Regions from separate parts of the Mus musculus genome. Here all the other regions are linked to region 1. Evidence: chromatin loops called from intact Hi-C (ENCODE). Cell type or tissue: heart. All regions are shown on one strand.

Region 1 (8,000 bases):
ACTTAACATCTTTACACACACTTACGGGCTCTTTTTGGAGTGTTACTGGGAATTGTTTATAGTTTGGCCCATTTCTTAGAGATCCCCCCCCTTAGTGTTTAAGTTTTTTACATACCAGGAATATCTTTCCTTAACTTACATATATGGACATAAAATTTCCTTCAATTTGCCATGTGTGGACATCTCTATTTTCGTAAGATAAACAGAGTCAAATCTGACCAGTTCAATCACTTTTTAAAGGTGTGTGTGTGTGTGTGTGTGTGTGTGTGTGTGTGTGTGTGTGGTATATGCACATGTGTCCACCAGAGGACATCTAGTGTTCTGCTCTGTCACTCTCTGACTTACTTCCTTGAGACAGGGTCTCTCACTAAACCTGGAGTGAGGCTGGCAGCCAGTAAGCCCCAGCGATCCTCCTGTCCCCAGAGTTCTAGGTGTTGAAGATATGTGTCCCCACGCATGGCTTATACAGTGCTGAGATGGAACTTCATATATGCTGAGCAAGCACAAGGAGGACACGGGGTGTTTGGAGGGTGTAAATGGGACTCAACGGACAGTGACGGGGGCTGAGCTAGGCTTGCTTATAGAGCTAGCTGTGCAACACTTGTGGGTCTCGAGTCTTCTCTGATCTTTCCTTCCCTTAGAGAGCACAGCCAAGAACTTCTCCTAGTGTTCCACCTGATCCCTCCTGCTGACTTGTGCAGAGGCTGAGGCCTGGCTGTCTCTGCTAGGTTGTGCCACGGTTACTGATTCCTGTTTGCTATCCTGACTCTACGAAACTAGACTGCTGGTGTATCCATGAAGTGTTTGCTAGTGGATCAAGCTGCTGCTGCTGACTTGTGAACTGAACTGCCGATTTCCAGACAACACAGACAGGAGTTACTCCAAAGAACCTTTGTAAACAGGTCCCACTTCTCCCATAGCCTTTCTTCCCCACTACCTCTGGTTGGTGGTGGGCTACAAGGGATGTTAAAGCATTTAAGAACCATCATTAAAAGTAGGATTTGAAAAAAATTACAGTGTGGGGCTTCCAAACTTTTACACTTAGTCCATACTTGTTTATTGGCCTGGAGGCCAATTGTGGGGTCCTTGGCTGGCATTCTTGCCTTGAACACTGTGTAAATGCATTTTCTTGCTGCCTTACTTTTTTGCATTTCTCTTAGGAAGTGTGATCCTGCCTGCTGCATCTTTATGTCTTCCTTGCCTTTGAATTATAACAGTGTGTGTGTGTGTGTGTGTGTGGTGTGATATGTGTATGTGTAAGTGTGTGTGTCATGGCATGCATGTGAAGATTAGAGGATTATTTCCTGTGTGGGCTCACACTTTCCACCCTGCTGGAGATTTGGTTTCTTTGTTGCTAGCTGGCCTGCAACCTTCTGGGAATTCTCCTATCTCCATCTCCCGCCTCATGAGAGGAACAGCTGTGAGTCCAGTCATGCACTGCCTTGTCAGACTTCCTGGGGATCTGAACTCAGCTCTTTACACTGGCATAGCAAACACGTTAGCTACTGAGGCACTGAGGCCTTCGGCTGGTTTAAGTAAGAGGTATCTAATACAAGCGCTAAGGTATGTCTTGGCTATTCCACACCATTTTCCCCAAGGTGCATGGGATTCACCTTTGATGTGTAGTGTTGAAATTTCCTTTACTCCTGGAGTACTTTGCAGATGAAAATTGTTGAAAGATGCCTACTAAACTGGAAAGTACTTTCAGAGGGTGATGATGTTGGGCTCAAATCCGGAGTCTTGCTCATGGTAGGTAAGAACTTAGCCCTGAGTTACATCCCAGCAGAGGTGAACGTTTTGGGGTGTGTGTGCGGAGGATGATAGTGTTATTTTGAGACAAGGTTTCTTTCTCTGTGTAGCCCTGGCTGTCCTGGAACTCTCTCAATAGACCAGGTTGGCCTTGAATCTAGAGATTACCTGCCTCTGCCTCCTGCTTGTTGACATTAAAGGTGTGTGCCACCACCAGCTCAGATCTTAACATCTTAATATCAAACTTTGTTTTACTTTTAAAGTTTCCTTCTCAGGGATTCCAATTCAATGGACTTGGCTCCTCTTCCCTGGCTCTCAACAACTTATATCTGAAGCTTTTAACTTATTTTTTCTCATCTCCAATCTCCTCCCTCCCTCCTTCCTGACCTTTTTCTTTTCTCCCCATCCTTCCCTTTTTGTATGTGATGTGTGTATAGTGTGCACATGTGTATATGCATGTTTGATTGTGCATGTATTCATACATGCACACAAAGGCCAGAGCTTACATGTTCCTGTTGGGTGGGGACATGGCATACATGCATACGTGTATGTGTGGAGGCCAGAGGTTGACCTGTGGTGTGGCCTTTGACAGCTCTTTACCTTATGTACTGAAACGAGTCTCTTACTTACACCAAAGCTTGCTGGTTCTCAGCTTGTTGAGCTAGTCAGCTTGCCCTGGAGACTACCTGCCTCTACCTCCCATGCACAGTATCACGGTAGGCTACCAAGCCTGCCCACATTTTAGGTGGGTTCCTGGGGTTCTAACTCCTGGTCCTCACATGCAAGTACTTCAACTGCTGAGCCATCGCTCCAGACTATAATTATTATTTCTTCTTCCCCCCTCCCTCCCCCTCCCCTTCCTCTTCTTCTTCCCCTTCTTCCCCTTCTTCCCCTTCTTCTTCTTCTTCTTCTTCTTCCTCTTCTTCTTCTTCTTCTTCTTCTTCTTCTTCTTCTTCTTCTTCTTCTTCTTCTTCTTCTTCCTCCTCCTCCTCCTCCTCCTCCTTGTTCTTCTGTCTCTATCTCTGTCTTTTTCTGTCTCTCTCTGTCTCTCTGTCTCTGTCTCTCTGTTTCTGTCTCTCTGTCTCTCATTTAGCAATCTTCCTGGCTCAACCTCCCGAATGCTGAGATTACAGGTGACACAACCACCATCAGTCAATGTGTGTGTGTGTGTGTGTGCTCGTGCCTGTGTGTGTGCATGTGTGTGTTGGGGAGCATAATCAGATGAAATGTTAGGATTCCTCTTCCACACTCAGCAATATGACTAACTTTCTGTTTTGCTTTTGTAGTAGCAGTTTTGCTGTCCTTTGACTTCTCAGATAGGAAGCATTTGGAGGCAGGGCTCCGGGTGGGGACTTTCTCTTCTGTCCTCTGCAGTTTTCAACAGATACTGATGCTGATGCTATGCTGGGGGAGGGGCCACTTGCTTGTCTCTTTCCTGCTCTTTGGGGTTTGTCCTGCTTCCTCTTCTTTCCCTTCACTCCCAGGCCTCTGAGGGGCAACAGTTGTTCCCACTTATCTGACTGTCCCCAAGACTCTTGGGTGTTTTCAAGCCTGTCATCTCTTCAGTATTTTACAAATCTCTTCCCTGGTCAGTACAGTGCTCGGATTCTAGTACTTGGAACGGAACTTCTTAGGGTATGAGAAACCTGTCTTCTGTGAAGGGTGTTTGCAGAATGGGGTGCCTGGTGGAATGGGGTGCCTGGTGGAATGGGATGTCTTCAGGAATGGGGTGTCTTCAGGAATGGGGTGTCTGGTGGAACTAAGAGGCTTTCCCTTCTCACTTCTGAGAAGTCTGAAGTTCAGGTGAGGCTCAGAATCCTGGTAGCCCAAGGCTTGCGGTGCTCTTTGTTCAGGATTGGGCAGACTGCCGCCCAGGGAGTTCCTTCCTCCTGCAGTGTGGGCAGATCTCAGAAATATTTGCAGGCTCTCAAGTACTGGAAATTCTTTTCCAGACACAGGGACTTAGAGTCACAAGGTCATGGACAAGGTTACAGTCACCAGAGCTGCTGTCAGGGAACTCGCTGCTGCCTGCTCTATTAAGTGGGTTACTATGCTCACCTCATTCCTTCAAGAAAGCAACCAATAAAAAACCGAAAAGATTTAAAAACATAAATTACCATCTATCTCCCCTCTTTTTCACGTTTATTTAAAACCACCACCATTCCATTTTGCTTTTAAGAGCAGGAAGGGTCATCCTTACAAGCAAGCGCCTTGAAATCTACCTTCCCTGTCTTAGTCTTGTTCAGACCACAGGGCAGTGCATTCCTGTTATCCCAGGACTCAGAAGTCTGATGCAAAAGGAGTGCTGCGAGATTGAGGCCAGCATGGGCTGGATGGTGAGTTCGAGGTCAGTCTGGATTATAGGATGAGACCTTATATTAAAAAAGAGAAAGCACAAATAAAAAATAAAAACCCAAGAACCCACTATTGCCCAAATAGTGAATGTGACGGATGGCGGGCCGGGGCGATCTCTGCAGACTGGCCCATTCCAAGTCTTTGGGGAACCGCGCGTCCGCGCCCGCTGCCTCCACCTGCCACTCCCGGGGGCGCGCAGTGGGCGGGGCGCCGCTGCCATGGAGACTCGGCTCCGCCCCCGCGCCCGCCCCTCAGCGTCGATTGGTCGCCCTTTGCTCCCTGACCCCGCCGCTGGGCCGCCGCTTCCTGCCGGGCGCCGAGCGCCGAGCGCCGAGCGCCGCCCGCCGAGCGCCGCGTCTTCCCGCGCCGCCGCCCCGAGCTCCGCCCGCCGCGCGCTCCGCCCGCCGCGCCGCCAGGCTGCCCGGCGGCCGCCCAGAGCGAGGATGCGGCGGCGCTCGCGGATGCTGCTGTGCTTCGCGCTGCTCTGGGTCCTGGGCATCGCCTACTACATGTACTCGGGGGGCGGCTCCGCGCTGGCCGCGGGCGGGGGCGGCGCCGGCAGGAAGGTGAGTGCCGCGAGGCCTGTGCGCCGACCCGGGCCTGCAGCGGGGAGGCGCCGTGCACCGAGAGTGCTCCCCGGCTCGGGGCAGCAGATGTGGGGACCCTGGCCGGGACGCGCGCCTCAAGTTTTCTCCGGGCCCTCAGGCCAGCGGCGCGAGCTCCGGCCCTGTCCGGCTCACCCGCGGCTCTGGGTGCAGCGACTTGCCTCCCGCATGCGGGGCGCGGGCACCCGGAGCCACGTACCGCCCTGCGCCAGGATCTTGGAGGCTGTTATCTCGCTGGCGACACTGCGCTCCACTCCCTGTGCCGGGATCATAGGGACAACCCTTCCGCCGGACTCCCTGCCCCCTGCTCCGTACTCCGCCCAGATCACCCCGGAGCCCCACTCCCTGCTCCGGGATCTTGGGGATCGTTGTCACCCGAAACCCGGTGCTCCCCGAGCCACATTCCGCCCAACTGGAACCCGCGACCCTCTCGTCTTGCGCCCAGATCTTGGGGACCTTGGTCGGGCTGGAACCCTGGTGCTCCAGTGATCAGAGGCGTGATCCCTCCCTATCCTCCCCATCCAGCACCCCGGCAGTGAGGTCGTACCGTGGTTCTGTCAGACCTCCCGTTCTACTTGCTACACTGCCCACCTCGGCCCTTGGCCGCTCACGGCGGCGGGAACTACCTAGCCTTTTGCGCTTGCATTTCCTAACCCCAAGTCCGCATTTCCTAACCCCAAGTCCCTCCTCGGTGTGTGTCTCTGGTGGGTTCGGTAGTGAGGCCGGGAGTCTTAGAGCTTACAGGTTCTGATTCGGCAGTCATCTCGGCTTGGGTACCGAGTGGACACCGAGCGAGCGTGGGATCCTTGCCTTGGTTGGTGCTGTCTAGGCTGTTGTATTCTCTCCTGAGGGGTTTGTGGTGTTTTACTAGCTAACGAGCTTCGAAATATAGTTATCTTTTCCAAAGATTTGTAGCCCTCCTTACTTGATTTTGAGTAACAGTACACGACCAGAAAAGAATGGAGGTAGATCGCGGCTTAGGGAGATAGGGGGTAGAATCTTGAGTAGGATGGACTGCCCATGAGCAGCCGCCGACTTTACCCCTACTCAGACACTGAATGTCAAAGGCACATGGCTGATTCCCTTTTTCTCTGGCATCTTCAAGTTATTCCTAGCTGCAGGTACGGAGGGAGGAAGGAAGGGAGGGAGGAAGGTGGAAGTGTCTTTTTGACTCTGGGAGGGGTTCATGATTCGTTTTTTATTTTCAGTAACGAACATGGAAACAGTGTTTCCCTGTGCCTGGCTTGTGTGGGGTGGACACTGACTCTCATTAGCCCTGCTTTCTGAATGGTTGTTGTGCTGGGAGCCCCTGCTTGCTAGGGTTTAAGTCTAGCAAGCGTGGCTGGTGGCAGCAGCCAGGTTTTTGAGAACCATGGTGACTCTGAGCAAGTGTGGTGTGTACGGACTTTGCTTCCCCAGGAGACTTCCCTCGCCTTGGGAATACCCTGGCTGCTGACAATGCTTTTTCCTAGTCACACAAAGATGAAGTCCTGGATCAGCACAGGTATGTATGTAGAAAGGCACCTGTGGCATCAGCCTCCCAGGGATGTCACCCTACCTCTGGGGGTGTCTGTTGGCAAGCAGTTGGCTTGTCTCCTCATTAAAGTTCTCTGGATGCCTAAGAGGTATTAGCTTTAGGTGTGAAGAAAGCCCAAGACCTCTTTGTGATCCGATGGAGACCCTATAGAAAGAGCAGATCAATGACCTGGGGTTCTGTTGTCAGTGAGCCATAAAATGTTGTCCTGGCTCAGGGTATCATGGTTTAGTGATCTGCAGGGCAAGGGAGTGCTGTGAAAACTGCAGATTTGGGGCTGGTGAGATGGCTCAGCAGGTAAGAGCACCGACTGCTCTTCCGAAGGTCCTGAGTCCAAATCCCAGCAACCAAATCCCACAACCATCTGTAACAAGACTGGATGCCCTCTTCTGGTGTGTCTGAAGACAGCTACAGTGTACTTACATATAGTAAATAAATAAATCTTAAAAAAGAAAACTGCAGATTTTGAAATTTCAGTAGTGCTCCCATTGAGGTAGCAAGGTGGATCCTGAGAGAGAGACAGAGGATGCCGCCAAACTGTGGAGTGCCATCTTGGATCCCTTAGTGGGTTTAAACACTAGACGACTCTCCACATTTAGCTCATCCCCTTGATAAGAGAAAATGTGCGATTCCTTTAGCGTGTACAACATGACTGTGAGGATAAGAAGAGCAGCTTTACTGAGAGCCTGTAGATTTTTTTTTTTTAGCGATAAGTAGATGGCATTTCTTCTGTGTTTGGTGCTGATCACAGCGGGCTCTTGTTCCATCTTTAGATAGTTCTTCATGCTCTGCTGTTTCATTCCCAAGGGGCCCCAGGCTTCAGGGTTGTGCTTTGGGGATTGTCTGAGGGCATCCTGTTAGGATTTCTGCTGCTTCAGCAGCCAGGCCAGGCTGTGCACTGTGTGCCCTGCCTGCTAAACAACAAGTCTGAGAACTGCTGTTCTCCATTTAGCAAAACCCAGGAAGTCAGCTCACCTCAGACTACAGACTGAATAAACTAAGGAGCTGAAAACCAGCTGTCAGCATTTGCTGGAAAGCCCGGACTCGATGCTGTGATTCCGCAGGGCAGAGGCTCCACGTTAAAGCAATTTATGCATGATGTTTAAAATTGCATTTCATTTGTATAGGTATCTCCCCCTGCCATATTTACTCTTGCCTCCCTAGATGATGATATGCACTTCAAGAATGCCTTTCCTTTGAGCATCTTAAATGCTTTAAAATTTTAATCACGTTAAGTTTCCCTGGGGCCCTGGTATGCTGGCAGTGGATGGCGCTGCATAGGAGGGAAGGGATTTCTGTTGAAAGGAAGCTGCCTCTGGCTGAAGGGAAGCCACAGGAAGGGTTCCCAGCAGTGAGCTCAGCCGAGAGACTGAGGGCCCCTTCATGGACTGCCTAAGAGTTTGAGGTACTGCTCTTCCTGGGAGCTGGCACCTCTGCTGCACTCACTCTGGGCCTCAGGTGCAGGTGTTTGGGGGTTAGGCAGGAAGCATTGGGGAGGGGCTTCTCTTGGAACTACAGAGAAACCTTTTGTGGGGGACACTCATTGGGAGAACAGTAGGTTCTAAAAGCAGAGAAGGGACTCGGGCCTATGCTGTCCTGTAGAGGGCTTCCCATGGCAAGCTGACTGGCTCACTTGTTCATATGGCTGATTTGGAGGGGACCACTACCACCTTGAGTAGAAAGTTAGGCGTACAAGTGGACGGTGATAGCACGGTGGCCCCAGTGGTGCCGGGGACATCTCGCTTTCTTTTGCTCAG
Region 2 (8,000 bases), 210 kb before region 1:
GGCTTCTGAAGGGACAGGTAGCATGAACTATATTCTGATTTAAAAGTTTGAGTGCTGTCTAGTTTCTGCTTGGACTTATTTTAGGCTTTTGATCTTTTGTGATTTCTAGAAATACGAAAGCCACAAGCATCTTATTTCTACTTTACTACTGTTTTCATAGCACAGGAGAGAAGAGGGTCTATATTTTCTTGGTTACTTTTCTATTGCTAATGAAGAGAAACCATCACCAAGGCAACTTATAAAAGTATTTGTAGGGAGGAGGGATGTGTTGAAATAGGGTTTCTCTGTGTAGCCCTGGCTGTGCTGGAATTTTCTTTGTAGACCAGGCCGGCCTTGAACTCACAGATTCACCTGCCTCTGCTTCCTGAGTGCTGGGATTAAAGGTGGGCACCACTGTCATTGCTGCCAGTGTCACCACCATCACCAGACAAAAGCAAGCACTTCATTGGGGGCTTGCTTACTATTTCAGAGGGTAAGTCCATGAGTATCACGGTGAGGAGCAGACAAGCAAGGCATGGCACTGGAGCAGTAGCTGAAAGCTACAGCTTATCCACATTTTGGAGGATGAGAGATTAGACCTGGCATGGACTTTTGAAACCTCAAAGCCTTAAACACCTCAGTGATACATTTTCTCCAAAAAGGCAACATTTCCTAATCCTTTCCCAAACAATTTCATCAAGGGACCAAACATAAGCGCCATGCTGGCTGGGTATGGTTCATCTTGCGATGCACACTTTCACACACCAGGAGCCGGGCAACCCTGGTGTACATAGTTGAGCCCCAGTACAGCCAAGGCAATGTAAACAACATAACAAAAAAACACTCACAAACCACAAGTTAGTCTATGGGGGCCATCACCATTCAAAACACTACGTATATAAAAGTTCACTGACATGCATAGCAGTATAAATACCAAATGTGGTACAATTGTGCTCCAACTATTTATACACATCTTAAAACCAGTGTCCATTAAACCACTATAGATTATCAAATTCTATTTTTTGGTCTGGGTATTGTGGCACATTTTTAACCCGAGCACTTAGGAGACCAGACAGGAAAGTTGCATGTAAGTCCCAGGCCAGCCGTGGATAACAGGAGACCATGGATCAAAAGAAGTCCAAATGGACATATAACTGACTTTCCAAAGCATTTTGTCTTCCTACTAGGTCACCACAGACAACACAGGTTTTTTGGAGAGAGGTGGAAGTGGGGGTGGGCAACAGGGATTAAGCCTAAGGCCTTCTTCCCATGCAGGCGAGCTCTCTACCACCAAGCTACCCTCAGTCCTCACAGCACTTCATCCTTTCCAAATCCCGATCTACTCTCTCTGCTGCAAGTCTCAGTCCAAGCTATTGATGAGCTCATTTTCATTCACCCCTTACAGTATTTTTTTGTTGTTTTTCCCCCCAGTCAGAGTTTTTGCTATGTAGTCCATGATAACCTAAATTCTGTTCCTAGCCAGCCTGACCTTGAACTTTCCATCTCCATCCCCTTGTCATGGCCGGTTGCAGTAGGTCAACAAGAACAAGCCTCCATTTCCACATTAGTTTGTATTTTATGTGCGATCTGTACAGTGTTCTCTGAGACATGATCCCAGTACTCCTCAGTGAACATTAATTCTTGTTGTTTTGTTTATATAACTGATTTGGTGAGACTGAATAAAAGCTCCAACCCAGCACCAGTGGCTTGCTCCAGCCTGGCATGCCCTCTTGAAGACCATCTTGGTGTTGGAGCAACAACTAAGGCTGCCTTGGAGCAGAGACCACAACATGGGATAACATTCTCCAATCACAGAGAGACTTCTCAGAGAAACCTGCTTTGTAACCTGGTACATGACACACACCAAAACATGGTTTTTAGGAAATACTGTCTAGAACGACCTGTACCTTCATGTTTTGTTTTAATGTTCTCTTAGCTTTGAAATTCAGATTAAAAATTTCTGTACTAAGCTAGAAGCTGTACAGAAGCAGGGATGCCTCTCTACTGCGACCCAGCCCCACTCCATTCCAGGCCTTCCTCCCAAAAAGCCAATGTGATGCATCAGTTTAAAACTCACTGCTTTCACTGGAGGAAACCCAGTGAAAAAACCCATCATGTCGTTTCGAGGTTTCGAGGTTTCGCTGGAATGCTGCTTACCCACTTCCATTTTCACTTTACTGAGGCTCCCTCACCTTTTAGCAGGCTTTGGCCAAGCCCTCTCCTAAGGAGGCACCCTTACAAATGCTCACCTGGTGTGAACAAACCTTGATGCTCTCTCTGTCTGGCTATCTCTTCCTCAAATGGCTTCCTGGTCTTTGCCCTTCTACTCCCAGAGCCTGGAACACCATCCCAGTCCTACACTACCATTGATACCTAATGTTTACTTAACATTCCGCTGCTGAGTAAGACGCCATCTTAAGTACTTCCCACAGACTATCTGCTTTTACTCTATTAGGCAGGTAAACGCTTCAGGTGGGACGCTGAAGCCTGTAGTTATCAGACAACTTGCCCAAAGTCACGCAGTTCCTGAATGGGAGGGAACGCAGTCTCGTGGACAGTGTCTGAGCCTGCACCCTATGCTCCACTGATCCCATACGGGACTGCAGGGGAGCACTGGGCCAACCGCTCACTGATGCTTATGTCAACGAGAGCCTGCAAGTTAATCAGCTAACATGCTGATTGGCTACGTGGAAGGCTGGAACCGTGACTTCAAGTAGTGTTCAATGAGCAGCGCTGGCGTCACACAAGGTCAAGCTAAAACAAGTCAGAAAAGAAGCAAAGCCCCTTCTTTTGTCCCCAGATGTTGTTCATAGATTGTGACAGAGTAACAAAAAGAATAACCAGTTACTAAGTAGTCAGAAGAGGTTTTTGCCTCTCTTCAGTGACAGAAGTACACACAAATCTCACAGTTGGAAGACTGTCCCAAAACACACGAACCAAATTTATTTATTACTGATGGCAAATACTGAAGGCACAAACTGACATTTTGGGTTTTCTGATTTAATATTCGCTTTATAGTTCATAAAACAAGGCTCTCATATGTGTATGTGTGTGTGTATGCACGTGTATTTAGACCAAGTCTCACTCTGTGGTTTAGACTGGTGCAGAACTCACTTCGTACACCAGGATGGCCAACAATTCGCAGCAATCTTTCTGCCTCAGCCTACAGAGTGTGGGGATTACGGAGTGCGCCACCACTACCAGCAGAGTCTGGGCTTAAATTACCCTCCCATTTTACAGGAGAAGAAACCGAGGCAGCAAGCTCGCCTGCTACACGGCTTGCAACTCTAAGTCTCTGCGGTCACCAACTCCATCCGTGACACTCAGCCCCAGGTTACAGCCAAAAAGTCTGTAACCTGGAGAAAGGCAGACTCCCTTCCTACTTCACTTTCTAATAGGGCGGGTCGGACTGGACGGGACTCCCGGCAGAGCCCCGAGGCTATCCTCCACCTGCCGGTCCCGGCGAAGGGGAAAACTCACCTCTCGACGCCGGAGCCACAGCGCCTGCGAGGTCCGCGGGGCCGCGTCTCCCCGCGGCAGCCGCGAGCCCTCCGTCCGCTGCCCACTTCCGCCGAGCGCCCTCGTGAGCTCGCAGTTGGCTCCGCGCGAGGGCGCCCGGCGGGGCCGCGGGGTCTCCGGGCGCGTGCAGCCGGGGCCGCCACGTGCGGGGTCGCTCGGACCCGCGCGCGCGCGAGCAGGGCCGGGACTGCGCAGGGGCGGGCGCGCGCGCGCGCGCTCTCCCGCCCGAGGCCCCTCCCCCGCGTCCCCTCCCCCCCCCCGCCCTGTCCCGCGCCCCGCCCGCACTCACTGAACATCCCAGGCGGCTCCCGCTGCCCCGCCGCCGCCCCGGCACCGGCTGCTTCCGTATCGGTTGCCCGCCGTAGGACTCCGTACGACGACCGGCTAGCCGGGTCCCCGCGCCCTACGTCCTCCCGCGCTCGCGGTTCTCGGTGGCCGCCCCATGACCGCCTGACGGAGCGGGCACGCCGGGCTAGGCCGCGGACGCGCGACGCCGCCGCGGCCAGGGCGCGCTCGGCGCTCCTCTAGCGATGTCTGCGTGACGCCCCTCCCCGCCCCGAGCCGTTGGCGTCAACGTCTGCCGGAAGCGCCTCCCTCACATGTGGCTCGCCGCCGTGGAGGTCCCAGGTGAGCGGACGGTTGGAGAGTTTGGGTTTCCTCTGCGCCGAGGCGCCAGTTTGGCGGATGCGGACACCAGTCCTAACAGGAGGGAACCGGCTGGAGAGCCGGGATCGGAGGAGCCTCTGCCCGAGGGAGTTCCCGCTATGGAACCCTGCTTGAGGTTCTGAACTGCTTTACCCCGAACTGAAGGAGCTCCACTTGAGAGAACCTTGATCTGAGGGAGACCCACGTTAGAGAGCACCCCGATCTCCTACACGGAGCTCGGACTCGAGGGAGCCCCGATCCAGGTAGTAGGATTTGAAGGTATCATGATAAACTAGAACCACCACCTCCTCCTCCTCCTCCTCCTCCACCACCACCACCACCACCACCACCACCACCACCACCACCACCAAAACCAAACTTTTTATTTGTATGGGTGTTTTATGTACACCCGCAGAGGATAAAAGAGGGGCGTTCCTCTAGAACTGGAGTGGTGGTTGTGAGCCAAGATGTGGGATATTGGGACTCGAACCTGGGTTCTCTGGAACAGCAGTAAGTAATCCTAACCACGGAGTCATCTTTCCAGCCCCCTAGAACATTGATTCTCAACCTTCCTAATCCTGCAACCCTTTGTTCATGTTGTGGTGACACGCCCCCCCCCCCCCCGCCATGAAGTTATTTTGTTGCTATATTATAATTGCAATTTTCCTACTGTTGGAAGCATAATGTGAATAAATACCTGGTTTGCAATCTTGTGGGCGTGTGACCCGCAGGTGGAAAAACCCTGCCCTAAACCCTTCCCGAGGTAGTCAGAGGGCGAGGACAGGAAGGGAGGCCTCTCAGTTCTGAAGGCCTGTAGTAAGCTTTCCAAAGTGCACAGTCTCTTGCCTCAACACAGCAGCGTGGTGAATGTTCTGTCAGGGTTTAAGCTAAGTTGTTTACCATAATGGAAACAAACTTTATGACTTTTAAAAACTCAAAAGGTTTAGCTGGGTTTCATAGCAAGTGTAGGTTGTTAATGTATCCTTTCCTTTGTTACTTGGGATTTTAAAGATTGTATATGGTTTTTGTCTACTGTAGCTGTGTGTGACGAGTTACTGTTACAGTAGAAGTAAGAGCATTTTTATTGAAATTAATGCCTGAATTCTGTTTCTTTCTCTCTTTGCTCCTTTTGTCTGACATTCATGAGGATCCTGGGGAGAAGATGCAGAATTCCCTGGAAATTGACTTACAGATCGTTGTGGGTGCTAGGAACTGGACTCGGGCTCTCTACAGGAGTCACAAGTGTTCTTTACTGCTGAGCCGTTTCCTCAGCCACATCACCTAATTTCTTTTTCACTTCAAGAAGCATTATTTTCTTCAAGTACTGTATTGCTTGCTTTTTTGCTTATTTAATAGTGCTACTCCTGTTACACAACACAGTTTTGAAGCTGTGCTAAACCATCTCTTTCGATCTTAAATCATGAATGGTGACTGTCATCCTGTGAGTGATTTACACACTTTGATTTCTCCTTATTGAATTCCTGTATTCTCTAAGTGTGATCACAGCAGGAGTACTTATAATCTATTGTCTACCTGCTTTTGATGAAAGCCAGTTTCAAATTAACTATATATTTGACACAACATCTTACCATGTATCCTAGGCTGGCCTCTGCTTCCTAATTGTACCCAATAAGGTATATAGGGAGGGGTTGGAGAGGTGGCTCAAAGTTAGGAGTACAGCTGCTCTCAGAGAGGACCTGGGCTCAGTTCCCAGTACCTCCATGGCGCCTAACTCATGACTATCTGTACTCTAGTCTCCAAGACTCTAATGCCCTCTTTGACCTTCTTGGACTCCTGAGTGCATATACTCAGGCACATATACATAAAAAATTTTCTTTTTAAAAGATACTGTCCATTTTCTGGTGTCTGTTCAGTTAGGCCTTATTATAATACTATTTTCCTTTTTTAATTGTAGAAGACGTGTAGCAATGGCTGCTGTTTATTCTGGTATTTCCTTTAAACTTAAAAGCAAGACAACTTCCTGGGAAGATAAACTAAAATTAGCTCACTTTGCTTGGATTTCCCATCAGTGCTTTCTACCAAATAAAGAACAAGTAAGTTTAACGTAGAACTTGTACGTTTTATGATCTAAAATAATTTCATGTACAGCTTGGATATTAACATTTAAAAGATTAGAAGACATGTTGGGGAGAAAACTTGATTTGCAGTCACTGTCAGTGAAGAAGCAGTGGGGCTTTTGGATTGCTAGGCGGGAAGTTGAGAAGTTGGAAAGTGCTAGTCTGAGGGCAAGCTAGAAGCAGGTAGGTACCAGTTATGATGTTCTATTGGGATTTCTTAAGTTGCTGTGGCTAAAAAGTAGGCAGTGCAGCTGTGGTAGGATGACAAGCTCATGGAATAGGGCTGGCCTCCATCCAGTGCTGGTATCAGACTGTATTATAATTGTGAGAGAAGTGACGAGGTGTGGTTTGCAGAACAGTTAGCTTACCTGTCAGTGTCCACACCTACTACGTGTTTGAGTCATCTTGACAGCTAGGCAGTTCCTTGGTCAGCGCTGCACAACATGAAACAAAAGGGTAATCCTGGTAGGCTTGAGCGAGAGCCCAGCTCGTCTGTCACACCTACGGACAGTGCTGCAGAGTAGAAGTGAGCAAGGGCAACTCAGTCCAGTGTTTGTCCAGCACACCTGAGGCCCTGGCTTTCTTATCGTCAGCATCACCACCACCATCTTCACGATCTCACACATATGGCACACACAGAAGACTCATACACACAGCTCTGCGAGCTGAAGCATCACCTTTTCTCAGTGTATTGTGCTTGAGAAAACACTGTTACAGGAATGGAAACTGCATGTGTCCAAAGCCCTTTTCTCCCATAGACACTTGTGCATCCGTTCCCCTTGGCTGTGTTTCCTGAATGAGGGAGACTTAGAAGTTACTTGTCTTGGGAAAATGAGCACACATGTCCGAATGTTCTGATTCTCATTCCTTTTTTTCTTTAATTATCCCTCATTGCCATTTGATTTGCATATATGATTGCTTCTGTGGACATTGTGGATATTTATGTGTTTCTCTTAGAAAAGACCATTGAATAATGTTAATTTTATTGAAACTTTTCTTTGAGGCCAGATGAAGACATCATTGTTTTTCCTTAATAAACATTTCAAGATTTCAAAACATTATTATAATGTTAACACAAGTGAGGATTAAAAAAAATACTTTCACTATACCTGTCATGCTGCCATTGAATTGAGACCTTTTGGCCTCAGCTTCCAAGTAGTGATATTAATAGCGTGTGTAATCATATTCAGCCTATCGGTTTCAGATAGGATCTTGCTGTGTTGCTCAGTCTCATCTTGAACTTGTAGACTGAAGTGCTGCTCCTGCAGTGAGTGCTTCAACCTCAGTGGTAACTGATACTGCAGATACACTTTTAACAGGAAATCGTTTTTGTTTTTCATGCAGTAGAATTTGGTCATGATTGGGTGAAAATCTTTCATGTAAGAACTTCATTTACAGAATATGTTTTCTATAAATGCTTTCTATAAATCCAGGTTTTACTTGATTGGGCAAGGCAGTCATTGGTTGCATTTTATAAGAAAAAGCTTGAACTGCAGGAAGATATTGTTGAAAGGCTCTGGATCTATGTAGATAACATTCTACATAGTAAGAAATTGCAGAACCTCCTTAAGGATGGGAAGACTGTAAATCTCCAGCTCTCCCTTGTCAAGGTAAGTGAGTCACGGTCTCTTCTGTTGACCTGTGCTATGTGCGTCTTGGTTCGTTTCTTGTTACTGCCAAGTTTTAGAAAATTATGTGAATATGTGGGAAATTGCAGGGAAAAGAAGGAAGTTGTAATAGTATCCCCCCCACCCCCCAATTTTTTTTTTTTTTTAAAAC
Region 3 (8,000 bases), 120 kb after region 1:
ACATGACAGACAGCCCCCACCCCAGGAGCCAGAGTCGGAGTATGTTCTCTCCGCACGCTTTGTCAGACTCTAGGCATGCTTTCCATGACAAGGAAGGGGACACCAGAAAACTGACAGCAGCGGGGACAGGCGGTGCAGGTTGGCAGAGCCTCTCTCAGGGTGACCGCTTCTGACTTCCACAGTTGGCATCTGATGAGCAGGTGGAAAATACTCCGAGGGCTGAGAGAGCCACTCACACACACCCCCATCCCCGTGCTTGTGGCAGGTCTCCCTCATGCTGCGGGTCCTGCTTTGCTGCCCCCTGGCCCGCCACTGAGAGGCAGCTCCTTGGCCTGTCTCTGTGGCACCGCACTGTCTGGCCAGTGAGAACATTGTGCTTCCTGGCACGTGTATGTGTGCATTTGCACAGTCAAAAGGGGAGGGGAGCAAGAGTGAGAAAATCTCATTCCACCGTGTCAGGAATTTTTCAGAAATACTTACTCCAAGGAACCTTATTGCGTGTATAAAACAATAACTAGAGCCACAGACCTTGTTGATGAGAGAGGAGCTGTGGGGAAAGAAAGTGCGTGTGATTTTAAAATGAAAGCATAAATGTTTAGGATGTTCCTATCACTTGCTAAACAGCAGGGTCAGAGTGCTTCAGACTTCTTGAGGCTGTTAGGCCTCTGTGCTGGCTACGGTTGGTCGAGTGTGCTAGCATTCGGAGGAACATCATGGAGGTGGCATGTGCTCCAAGAGTGACACGTGAAGCATGGGGCACAGGGGCAGCCGGGATTCAGGAGCAGAGAGAAAGAGGATGGAGGGCTGGAGAGATGGCTTAGCCGTTAAAGACTAGGCTCACAATCCAAAATATAAGAGAAAGAGGATGGAAATAGCAGGTGTATGCCTGCAGACCCTATGCTGCCCTCAACACCTCCCCCGCTGTGCTCTCTCTGTTGCAGAAGTGGGAGCAGATCGAAGGCAACTCCAAACTGCGACACGTGGGCAGCAACCTGTGCCTGGATAGCCGCACTGCCAAGAGCGGAGGCCTGAGTGTGGAGGTGTGTGGCCCGGCCCTGTCACAACAGTGGAAGTTCTCACTCAACCTGCAGCAATAAGAGGCCCCCGGGGCCCAACGTCCACCCGCACACCGGCCCAGTTTGTTGATCACGTAATTACGTTTCTGAAACTTTCCGCAAAACTATATACCTCAGTGTTCCATCACGGTCTGACAGTCTTAAGTCTCAAGTCTTCATCGAGGCATGAGCGGGGCAGACAGCAGTGCAGAAGAGGAAAGGAGCCCCTGGGGCTCAGGACAGAGGGTCCCTCCCAAGGCTGGCGCCCTCTGCCTCCCTCTTTCTGCTTCCTGCTCACACCCCAGCACTGGCCGGAACAAGTGGGCAAGCAGCAATCATGTTTATATCTCAGACAGAGGAAGCAGGGGCAGGCGCCCCCACAGTGAGAGCTCGCCAATCTCCACTCTGTTTTACCTATTCAAAATCGTGTGTGTGTGTGTGAACCAGGCATGGTGGCCAGTGCCTGTAATCCCATCACTCAGGAGGCTGAGGCAGGCAAGGCCCTGTCTAAGGAAAAAAAAAAAAATGATTTCCACAAAGCTGGCCTTTCCTTGTCTGTCCCTGCACCCGGGCTCAGCTGGCCTCCCAGCCACGTCCCCTCTTCCATTGACATACTTGCTGTATTTGAACGTGAACTTTCCTCTGGTGGACACTAAATAGAGATAAAGAGAATCATGGTCCGTTCCCTACGCTTCCCCGACATCATCTTGTGAACCCTGCAACGCAGCGCAGCCCAGAGCAAAGGTGCATCTCTGGGGCCTCACCAGCCGGCCCACGCTGCTCCTCCAGTAGGGGCATCCCCAAACCACTGGCCCCACCCACAAGCGTCAATGTTTAACTTCAGCGAGGGGATCGCAGCTGGGTTAGAAAGTCTGCTTTGTGCCCATTGTCATCTGTAAAACTAAATAGGTCACCTCTTTTGGCAAGTATTGCTTTGGGTTTTCTTTTAAAATTAGATTTCTTTTCTTTAGGAAAACTCAACCCCACAGCTTCTAACTAATGTGAGCCAGCAGGACCCTACTGCCTTGTGACAGACCAGGGACACTGGACAGCTGTCACCCACTATCCCTAGGCTCACAGTGGTTTGAGACCCTGTATGTTGGGTCTTTGGTACTAAGCTGCCGGCAGAGCACAGAAGAGCAGCTCTTCAGCCTGTGGGTGGACCCCACGTGCCCGTAGCCCTGGTGTGGGTAATACCCCCGGTACATCCACAGGCAACTGCAGGAATTATGGGTAGAGTTCAGATCACAAGGCCTGCGCACTCCCACTGAGGACCTAGGCATGTGTTAGCCACAGAGGTGACCTGGATGTGGGGAAGTGACACCTGGTGGGCTGCAGGCATCATACGTGCTCATCTCGGGTATCCCAGAGATCTCGGGAATCAGAGTTCCAGGTGGTCAGAGGGCCTGTAGGTGAGTGCTGTGCCTCCCGCCTGCTCCAGAAGGGGGGTAGCTGGTTTCTTCTACCTGAGGGGCTCCATGTGTGTACTCACCATGTGTGTATTCGCCATGACCATGGACCCTCTGCGAAGGCCTGGCCAGGTGCTGACCCTCTGTCTTTCTACCCCTGCCAAGCAACCAACAGAAGAGACATTGTAACAGACAGGGTGCCCACATGTCTAATTAAGTTCATACAATGTCCACCTTCCAATGTAGGCTCTGGGAACTGTCACTCCCAGGTACAGGTGCAAAGCTGTCAAGGACAAGGCAGGAGTTTGCTGGAGTCCGGTCACCACGACCTTTGCTAACCCTGACACTCCTGCACTGCTTCTATCAGAGTGACTCCACAGATGTGAGACAACATGGGGCGTCCCAACCACACGTGTACCCCACCCCACCCTGTGGCCTCTTAACCTTTGTACCATCTGATTGTCTGGCCACCAGGGTGCCAACTCAACCCAGCTCCGAGCAGAGGGGGGTGTGGGCAGGGCCCGTCGGTGAGCCATGTTTACATGACAGTGTGCCAAAGTGACTCGCCGAGCTTGTATTGCTTTGTAGTCATCTGGGCTATCCCACCCTCCCAACTCCTGTTTTTAAAACTAAAAACTCCCAGGAGCCCTGGGCGCACACAGGCAAAGGTGGCTGTCTTCTGTGGTGGTCCTTGAGTCTCCGTGAAGCTGAAAATGATGGTGTCTGTGAGTATGTTTTGCAAATTCAAAATATAGTTTGGTAATTTTTTTTCCAGTTGATTTTTAAAAAAACAAAACAAAAAACTGCTGTACAGAGCTTGTACTTTGTCCATTTTATAGATGGAAACCATCCTTGAAATTGTTTAACTTAAATAAAGAGAAGATACTTTATAGATAATCCTCCGCCGCTGTCAGTCTTGGTCTCCACCAGGTGTGGGTGGCACCAGGCAGAGGGCTGGAACCTGGGTCTTGCTTCTGCCCACACTTCTATTTCTCATCGCCCCCTTAAAACACATCTCTAAGGCTGTGGATCCTGGACCTGATGTAATCGTGACAATTGTTTGCAGCGTGGAACAATTGGGCTGTGCTGGACACCTGGCCAGCCTCTGCAATGCTCTGCCTAAACTTGCCCTGATCCTGCACAAGCCGCTTCCTGTAGTCTGCCCTGAACACTTGGCCCACACTCTTTAGGTACCAAATTTCTTATACCTCGGTATTTAAAATGCACAGTCCTGCTCAGCAGCCATCTGGGGCTCCCCTACCTATCCTGGTCTCGTACATGTCTTCTACCACACCTTCATGTGACTGGCTACATACATGACCAGGGAAATAAACACTAGCCGGTTGTCTTGCAGTTTGACCATGATATGACAGTTAAGGGACTGGCCATCACACCACACTGCATTCACTTCATTATGTGAGACACCAAAAATTTGGCTCTGTGATCGTCTGAGAGACAAAGGCAGTAACTTATAACTTGGCAATGTTCCAGAGCCTTGGGGTATCTGAAGAGACTAAACTACATTTCTAAAAGGTCTAGCCTGGGAGCTAGGAGGAGGGTTCCAGGATGGGTGGTCAGGAGGCCCCTCTGGGAGTTAGACTTAGAGGCAGCTGCTGCATGGAGCTTTGTGAAGGGGTAGCTATGGGTGGTTTCTCTTGGGCATTTCAGTGAGGCCCAGAAAGGCACAGGCCTCTGAAGATCATGGGAGGAGCCCTTGGCTTGCCAAAGGATATCCCAGAAGGCCCCTTGTTACCTTTGAGCCGGAGAGGTCTCTTGGAATCAGGCCTCCTATACAAGTAGTTCAGATGTATGTGTTCCTTGTCTCGTAACAAGAAACCCAAGAGACCGGATTTCAGCTCAGTGCTGAACAAACTCCCAAGTCCCACCATGGCATAGGACAGTCACCTCTGATCGGGAGTCCCCTTGTCTAGAGGCAGGATATGGGTCTCAGGAGTTTGGGCTACCCTCGTGTGTCCTTGCCAGGGGCTAGAAAAGGAACTGTTTGCAGAGCCACACAGCCTCCTGTTGGAAGGGTTTGAGCCTCTGTAGGATGGATGGGGACCGTGATAATGGCTTTGAGAGGGTAGCTGCTGGCCTACTGAGCTCCTTCCTCCCCCTGCCTTTGGTGTCTCCGGTACCCTGCTCAGGGTTCTCGGGAGGGACTCAAATAAAAAACACATGGCAGCAGACCACAAACCAGTCATAGTAAACACCGTGACCTGCTTACTATCAGCACACTAGGTAACGTCACGTGGTCTCATTACTGTGTGTGATTCCAAAGCCGCAGTGAACGCAGAGTGAATGGAAATCTGCAATAATGGGTGGAATGAAAATAGCCGATTCTTAAAAAGAAAAACAGAGACCATACCGTACGCTGTCTGCAAGCTCCAGTCATGATAGAACAAAATAGTTTCAGGAAAAGGTCATGAAAAGGAAGGGAGGCTCTCAGAAGTATGTCGGTGTGGGTGGGAGAGTTCTAGTCTGAGCCTCAGCGCGCCCTCATGAGCGCCCCCGTGTGGCTGGTAGGACACCTGCATCTCAGCACCCCCTATTAGAGAATGTGACTTCCCATCTCTGCCTTTCAGAGAGGGGCTTGATTTTAGATAGTCTCTTGCCTGGGTACAAGGATGCTAGATGTGTCAAGCAGAAACTGGCCGGAGAGCGACAGATCAAGTGGGAACAACCGTCCTCCATATGATAGCACCATTTAGCCATCCAGTGACTCTGATAGAACAGGAATGTGACCTCTCAGGAGCTGGGACTCTCTCCATCCTGTGCATTGGTAAAGGAGCCATAGGTTCTCTGGCCCTTGGGTTCCAGAAACCCCTGGTTTCCAGGCCTGTGAACATGGGCTGAGCAAACAGCCCGGGTCGTCTCCATCTCCACGATCAGAGAAGCTGCCTGTGTGTAACTATTGGTCTGTTAGGAATCCCTGACACCAGAGAGTTTCAAAACACCCACGGGTACAGCCTAGAGCACCAGGCTGAGGGGCCTGGGTTATAGCTAAGTCATCTCTCCACCTTGGAACTGTATCAAAAGTGAGGTGGGTGAGAGAGAGAACAAGACCCCAGGAGAAAGAAGAGACTGTATGAGAGTGACCCTTGGCCGTGTTACAGTACCTATGTAGCGGGTACAAGGGCTGGGGGTTTGGGGATAGTGGGGTAGACCTACCCTAGGCCTAACTCCAGCTATGGACAAGGCAGGTACACGCTGACACCCTGAGTTCCACTCAGATCCAGTAAGAAGATGGAGGAGGAGGAGAGAGTCCAGTCTTTATACTGAGTTATCACATGTCACCAGGGTGCCACACACGAACAAAGGAAAGCTTGAGAGGCAGGAGTGGGTGGACAGAAAAGGATGTGGAGTTCCCATGTTAGGACTGGTTAGGACTGGCCAGCCCTGGAGAATACTTTGCCTCTAATTTTCACAACCCATAAAGTGTTTCCCTATTTGGCACTGGGCAAGCTCTAGCAAGCCAGCCATGAACCTGGGTGACTTGTATAGGTCACATGAGGCACCAGCTCTGAGACTGAGCCTGTCCTGGGGCAAGGGGAGGGCTCAGTGTTGTGCTCTGTGTGACAAGAGGTGGTGAGAAGATGGCAGTCCTCCAGGAGAGACCAGGGCAAGCAGCCCCCTTGTAGCAGCTAGCACATGGCAGTTCTCAAGAGCTGGAGAGCATCAGAGAAGGCTTGGGGATTCTGAGGGGAGAGCGAGGACCTAAAGAAACCTCAGTCAGTTTGGGCTTGCACACCAGACCCACTCCTTGCACACTAGACCCGCCCCTTGTACACTAGAATCACCCCTTGCACACTAGACCTGCCCCATGCACACTAAACCACTCTTTGTAAACTAGACCCACCCCTTGCACACTAGGCACACCCCTTGTACTCTATACTGCCCCTTGTACACTAGACCTGCCCCTTGCATATTAGAGCCACCCCTTACACACTAGAACCACCCTTTGACACTAGACCTGCCCCTTGCACCCTAGACCTGCTCCTTGCACACTAAACAACTCCTTGTAAACTAGAACCACCCCTTGCACACTAAACTACTCCTTGCTCACTAGACCCACCCCTTGCACACTAGATCCGCCCCTTAGGCCAGTCCAAAATGGGAACCCTGTGCTCACTTGCAAGAGGGGCATTGTGGGAGAGGTGAGTGAGGAGGGCATTGTGACCCTGTGTTACACCTAGTGGTCCTCCAAGGAGCAAAGACAGGACTGTGAACTCATGAACTTCCCACTGGAGACATTGAATATGCTCTTCAGCAAATTGGACAACCTTGCAGACTGTAGCTATTCTCATCTGCCTCTCGGGGACCTTCAGTGCCCTGGTGGGAGTAGAGGTGGGGCTGTCCAGGAGTCAGGAGGCACAGCCCCTTACCTGCTCGGCTGAATTCCTGTAAGTCAGTCATGGATGCTAAGCCATTTCTCCATGGCAGGAAGAACTGTGGGGCTAGATAGAGTTTTTCAAGAGAGCCAAGTTGTCTGGCTTGGGACGTAATAAGGTGCTAGGGAAAATGGTGGGCTTTGGGTGTGACTAGACCTGACCTCCTCCTTCTCATAGCTGAGCCACTAGCCTGCGTCATTGCCAATCTCCGCTGTAAACTGGAGGGCTGAGATTTGGGCTGTGCACAGCCCAGGTCCAGGTGAGGTCCTTGGCCTCATCCAGTGTCCCTGTGATGGTGGCTCAGCTTGTCCAGTCCCAAGGTTACACTTGCTACTCTTCTCCACTGTAGGCTCCCATCAGATCGGGGGTGGGGTGGGGGGGGAGGGCGGCATGACAACCTACCACCTCTCCCCGTCTCTAAGATTCAGTTGTCCTTCGGCACACTGTGAGCTTATCCTCTACTGGAAAATACGGTTGTAGCATCACGGACCCCTCAAGTGTCCCAGTGCCTCACAAACCTAGACACGGTGACCAGGTGAAGGACTGTGGGGCTCTGCAGCTCCTTTCCTTTCCCATCCCCGCCAGGTCACCCAGTTAGTCCCAGTGACCGTGTTGTTGCTGGTCTCACGTGGGGCTGTGTCTTCTATAATTCCAGCTGCCCACACTCCCCAGTCCACAACACTATTTGGTCTGTTTTGTGCTAATTTGAGGTTCTGCTGCCCTCTGCTGGCCAGACCGGGAACAGCCTCACCCAGAGGTAGGGACATTTCCCAGGAAAGAAAGGCAAAAAAACCTAGGTTTAGAAGATCATGGGATCCAGGTAAGATCAGGCTGTCAGATCTGTTGCTGTGTTGTTACCCTGACACTTTTGAGGTTAGACACAGCACCTAAACCTGCCCCTCTCCCAGGCCCAGTTCAGTCCACCCATTCCAGGGCAATAGCCTTGGATTCTTAGGTACCCTATACTCTAATGTCCTTAGAGGCCTCAGTGACTCCTTCTCAAGATCTTCAGATATTGTGCTTGGCTGCATGGGATCATAAAGGAATTCCCCACCACATACCAGCTTCCCTGAGCCCGCTCAGAATCAGACCGGATTGCAGAGACCGCACTGTCCTATTAGCACCTGGTACAGACACCAAGGTTA

Evidence for each region. A loop is a pair of places that touch in the nucleus more often than their neighbours do. Peaks named below come from ENCODE experiments on the same cell type or tissue, not always from the same donor. Only the 100,000 strongest peaks of a DNase experiment are listed, where the experiment ranks them.
Region 2: a loop joins it to region 1, with 3 times the contacts of the local background. A loop is called at or near these places in 2 of 42 quality-filtered maps.
Region 3: it touches region 1 in a loop (5-fold over the local background); 18 of 42 quality-filtered maps call a loop at or near these places.

What each region holds. Positions count from the first base shown.
Region 1 is chr8:124,226,980-124,234,979 of GRCm38, forward strand. It overlaps Galnt2 (polypeptide N-acetylgalactosaminyltransferase 2), which reads left to right and starts at 4,415. Exons shown (of 16, transcript NM_139272.2): 1 at 4,415-4,670. The coding sequence starts at 4,548. In heart, a CTCF peak has its summit at 4,721; DNase peaks (open chromatin) are centred at 3,102, 4,332 and 4,912; H3K4me3 peaks cover 2,896 bases; H3K27ac peaks cover 2,682 bases.
Region 2 is chr8:124,017,402-124,025,401 of GRCm38, forward strand. It overlaps Taf5l (TATA-box binding protein associated factor 5 like), which reads right to left and starts at 3,996. Exons shown (of 5, transcript NM_133966.3): 1 at 3,788-3,996. Urb2 (URB2 ribosome biogenesis 2 homolog (S. cerevisiae)) reads left to right here and starts at 4,096. Exons shown (of 10, transcript NM_001368414.1): 1 at 4,096-4,125; 2 at 6,059-6,197; 3 at 7,655-7,831. The coding sequence starts at 6,072. It overlaps Mir1967 (microRNA 1967), which reads left to right and starts at 5,240; the gene lies at 5,240-5,321. In heart, a CTCF peak has its summit at 3,178; a DNase peak (open chromatin) is centred at 4,030; H3K4me3 peaks cover 3,164 bases; H3K27ac peaks cover 2,650 bases.
Region 3 is chr8:124,342,362-124,350,361 of GRCm38, forward strand. Galnt2 (polypeptide N-acetylgalactosaminyltransferase 2) reads left to right here. Exons shown (of 16, transcript NM_139272.2): 16 at 942-3,361. The coding sequence ends at 1,097. Among named protein-coding and RNA genes, the nearest start is that of Pgbd5, 88 kb to the right of the region's middle. In heart, CTCF peaks have their summits at 4,988 (motif pointing left) and 7,592 (motif pointing left); DNase peaks (open chromatin) are centred at 4,950 and 7,550.